2 separate regions of the Homo sapiens genome follow, and region 1 is linked to region 2. Evidence: chromatin loops called from intact Hi-C (ENCODE). Cell type or tissue: Caco-2. All regions are shown on one strand.

Region 1 (2,500 bases), 85 kb after region 2:
CACAATCTATTTACTGTCTGTGAGAATAAATCAAATGAATTCATTGTGCACATCTGAAAATGAATCTACATTCCCTTTTACATGGCTACTTTTTCATGACATATAGGTTATCTTTGCCACATTGCTTTCCATTTTAAAAGAGCTAAGAGTTTCTCAAAGTAAGTACTTTTCTGAGAGTCCTTAATTTGGAAGAACTCTGCTTTCTCTGAGTCGCTAGGGGAGAAGTTAACAGATGCTGAAAGATGACATCAGCATTTAATTGCAAATCAGTTCTGTTTTCTGGTAGCCTGGCTATTGTGCTCACATTTGAAAACTGTTTTGATTCTTAAATTTTTACCGTGTTTGCTAAATCTGGATAGATTATGAAGTCACATTCCTAAAAGATACTTGTATGTTTAGAGGCGAGAATTGGAGATCTTCAATGAATTGGAGGGTTGCCTTGCTTCTTAGACCACAGAAGCAGCTCAGGAATATAGTGCTCACCTGGTGCCTAGCAGGGTAAGCCCAGGACAGGAGCTCATATTTAAGTACGAGAAATGGAGTGTATGCAGGGAGAAAATGGAAACTACAGTTTTAAGGATGCTTTGGGGAATATGGAATCCTTGGTGAAAAAGGGCCATTATACAGCTTTCTTCCCTGGTAAAGGGATGAACTCCTGAATTTTAGGTGTGGGGACAGGGGGTGGGAGAGGGATGGGGGAGATCTGAGTTCATAAAAGTGTCTTTCAAATAATGTGAAGAACAGCTGGTATGTGTCATGTAAAGGGTCAGAGAACACACGAGCTGTAGAGGGGCATTTTCTGAGGAATGCATGTGCTTTTAGATTTGCCACAACCCTGAAAGCTAGATCTGAGGCTCAGCAAGATGCAGCATGGGCATTTTTGTCAATGGAGGAGTGGATTCCTTTTTCTGCACACAGCAGCATAGCTGACATTTTTTTCCCTTCTTAATAAAGACATCCACCCCCTTGACCTTTAGAGCTGATCTTCTAAAAGACCGTACTGTTTCTTGCATAATCATCACCTGTTCTGCTACACAATTGCTCTGTTTGGACCCATGCTTCGGGATAGGAGACATCCCCTGAGAAGGCCAGGGTCAGACTGGCTGGGCTGCAAGCAGCCGGAGGTGCCTGCTGTGTTCCTGCAGTTTCCAGTGTGAGCTGCAGAGGAGAGACAGCCACTTTGTGAGTAACCACCATAATTCTATTATTAGGTGAGAGGTTAATAATTGACATGTTAAAGCATATCCGGGAGGGTATAGAGGGTAAGTCTAAATGTCAGTGTTCATTAGTGGTTTTTTGTATTACAAGTTTTCTTATTCCCAGTATTCATAAGATGTCACTCTTGAGTGTTCATGAGATCAACTAACTCATCAGCAGGTAAACACACAGGGCCTTCGTGGCACCTCAAGCATTTCATAACATGAGGTTCCTTGAGATTGCAAATGTGATAGAATAAAATCTGTACACAGTATAAATGAGCAACGGTGTCAGACAACGACAAGACAAACATGTTTCCAGCATGTCCCCATTTCATCTAATGTGATGTGCGAAAGAACTGAAAAAGGAACACAGCAAACTGGGAGGCTCAGGGCACGAGGTGCGGCAGAGGAGCGAATAGAGGCCAGGCCAGGCCGGCCCAAGTACTAATTCATCACAGTTGCAGGTGTGGTTGACTGGACCCTAACTCTGGGAGGTGCCGGCTGATTTGGTCACCACAGTTGTCTTAGGGGCCTGCACGGCTATGGTCCCATTTTAAGAGCTGGGGAGCTGAGTTGCAATGAGGCCAGCCTACACATGGTGGAGCTGGGAGAGCACCGGGACACGCAGCCCAAGCTCCTGGTGCCCTTGCATTCATGTGCCAGCTTCTGACAAGGGCTGCTGTTCTGGGATTTTACTCTAAGAGCGCAGGGAAGCCACGTCGATGGTGTAGGGGGAGAGGATGCCCCCGCTCGGCAATTAACACGAAGCCCCTCTCTGGAAGGAGGATGCTGTGGCATTGCCTGGGCTTTGTCACAGTTTTGTCATTCTGGGCCAGCCTCCCCCATCCTGTGCACCCCTCCTTCCTTCCGTGTGGAGCCCCCTTTCCTCTAGGATGCAGTCTGAAGGCCAGCTTGTGCACAAGGCCTCCCGTCCAGTGTCCCCTCAGCTGAGTGTGACCTTCCTGCTGGCCCTTAGCTGCCCTCTGGCACTGTAGTCACCTCTGTCAGTGCCTCTCCTGATTGCCAAGCATTGCAAGGGCCTGTGCCGGTTGCCTGGTGGCCCTGAGGCTCTGAGCCCTCTGCAGAGTTTAATACCCTTCTGCTGAGTGACATGTTTAGGGCCAGCCTCTGGTCAGAGGAAAGGCCAGGCTAGGCCACTGCTTGCATCTTTGAGGGGTGAGGCTTGCCTGTGGAGGGGACTGGGCTCAGTGAGTGGGTGTCATGTCTGTGGTCAGTAGCTGGCCCCTGGGGCGACTGACTGCTGGGTTCAAAATCCTGCTGCACCAGGGACAAGCTGGGTG
Region 2 (2,500 bases):
TATGCATCTGAAAAAGGTCTAATATCCAGAATCTATAAGGAGCCTAAACAATTCAACAAGCAAAAAGCAAATGACCCCATTAAAAAGTGGGCAAAAGATGTAAAGAGACAGTTCTCAAAAAAGACACAGGGTGGCCAACAAACATATGAAAAAAAAATACTCAACCTCATTAATCATCAGAGAAATGCAAATCGAAACCATGGTGAGATATCATCAGGATGGCTATTATTAAAAAGTCAAAAAATGACAGATGCTGGCAAGGCGGTAGAGAAAAGGGAATGCTTATACACTGCTGGTGGGAGTGTAATTTAGTTCAGCCACTATAGAAAGCTGTTTGAAGATTTCTCAAAAAACTTAGAACTAGCATTCAACCCAGCAATTCCATTACTGAGTATATATACAAAAGAAAATAAACCATTCTTCCAAAAAGACATATGCACTCCTATGTTCATGGCAGCACGTTTCACAATAGCAAAGACATGGAATAAACCTAGGTGCCCATCAATGGTGAACTGGATAAAGAAAATGTGGTACATATACACTATGGCCATAAAAAAGAATGAAATCATGTTTTCTTGCAGCAACATGGATGCAGCTGGATGCCATTATCCTAAGCAAATTAACATAAAATTAACAGAAAACTAAATACTGCATGCTCTTACTTGTAAGTGGCAGCTAAACATTGGGTACTCATAGACATAAAGGTGGCAATAATAAACACTGGGGACTACTAAATGGCAGAGGGCAAGAAGTGGGCAATGTGTGAAAAACTAACTCTTGGGTGCTATGCTTAGTACCTGGGTGATGGAATCAATCACAATGCAAACCTCAGCATCATGCAATACAGCCACGTAACAAACCTGCACGTGGGCTCCCTGAATCTAAAACACAAGTTGAAATTATTTTAAAAAATTGTCTTCCAATATACGAACATGAACTCTCTCTCCATGTATTTAAATATTCTGATTCATCAGTGTTTTGTAGTTTTTCACATATATATCCTGTATGTATTTTGTTACATGTATAATTGTAAATACCTCATTATTTTTTGATGCTATTGTAAACTGTATTTTTTAAAATTTCAAATTCGAATTGCTCTTTATTGACATATAGGAAAGAAATGGGCTTTTGTATATTAATCTTGTATTTTGAGACCTTGCTAAACTCACTTATTTGTTCCAGAAGTTTGTATTGTTCTTGTTGTCGATTGGATTTCCTAGTTATTCAATAAAGTAATTTGTGAATAAAGACAGTTTTATTTTTTAAAAAGTCAAGTACTATTATTACTCTTGGCACATTCTGGCACTCGGTAAATTAACTTTCTTTGATTGTGATCTCTGGTATTACCACTAGAGGGCGCCTTGAGACAAACTATCCTGTACAGTTTTTTCATTACAGAAGGGCATCCTTGTGAAATGGGGAATGATTAACATAGGCATGAGGGGAATTGTAATTCACAAAGTAGTTAAAAATAACACCTTGCTCAGCCTGAGGGGGATGTGTGCAAGACAGAGGGCAGGCCCCACCTCTGGTGCTGTGGTTACAATGCTAGGAGCTAACTGCCTTTGAAGATGGCTTTAGTTCTTTTTGATTACCAGCTCAGCTCTCTCATTCTTCTCTAAAATTGTTGCTCTGAATTATTCCTCAATGTCAAATGCTTAATTTTTCCCAGGTAATGAGTGACTTGTACAAGGGTGCTGAAAAAAAATACTTGAAAACGTCTTTGAGGGCTAATTTTTAAAATATCTAAATTGGTTTCCTAAACACAATCATTTCTGGCTTTTAAAAAAGTCTTGGTTTATTAATTACATATATTTAAGAAGTAAAACATGATATATTGACATATTTATACATAGTGAAATGGTTATTGTAGTCAAGTAAATTAACATATTCATCATCCCACATACTCTTTAAATGCAAGTATTTCTAAATGGCATCCCCAAGAATCTTATCAGCAGAGCCATTCCAGAAGGCAGCAAGTGTTACCTGTTAAGACTCAGGCAAGAGAAAAATGTAGGCAAGGTGATAGGGCCGGGAGAAAAGATTGAGGGATTTATCCAGTCAAGACCTGCTCAGTATCAGTCACTTTTAAGAGTGTCAAAATGCATCTGAAACAGTGACCATCTTAAAATCGGCAATTCTAATTCAGCATGGTGTTGCATTGAATAGAGATGTATGACATGCATGGAGTATGGGGAATCTGAGAGTAATCTGCATGGCTCCTGGAAGAGCCCCTGAGTCATGGCCATTGAAGTGTTTGAAGTGGGGCCTAAGATTTGCCTTGGAAGGTGCCCAGCCTACAATGTCTGACTGGGGAAAAGCATGGCTAAAGTACCCAGGCATGGAGGGACGCATTCAGAGCACTGAAAGCCGTTGGTGTGGCTAGAATTTAGGGCACCTGTTATGGAGAGATAGTAAATAAAACTGGGCAAGTAGACCAGAGCCAGACTGGGGCACAATTGTGTCACACTAAGCTAGATGGGAAGGAACTGAGACATTT

What was found. Peaks named below come from ENCODE experiments on the same cell type or tissue, not always from the same donor. Only the 100,000 strongest peaks of a DNase experiment are listed, where the experiment ranks them.
Region 1: it touches region 2 in a loop (4-fold over the local background); 17 of 110 quality-filtered maps call a loop at or near these places.

Annotation. Positions count from the first base shown.
Region 1 is chr13:24,004,932-24,007,431 of GRCh38, forward strand. It overlaps a transcript of SPATA13 not described here. Among named protein-coding and RNA genes, the nearest start is that of C1QTNF9B, 110 kb to the left of the region's middle. In Caco-2, no CTCF peak of the experiment used is centred here; a DNase peak (open chromatin) is centred at 1,080.
Region 2 is chr13:23,920,211-23,922,710 of GRCh38, forward strand. It overlaps the pseudogene ANKRD20A19P. Among named protein-coding and RNA genes, the nearest start is that of C1QTNF9B, 24 kb to the left of the region's middle. In Caco-2, a CTCF peak has its summit at 1,385 (motif pointing right); no DNase peak of the experiment used is centred here.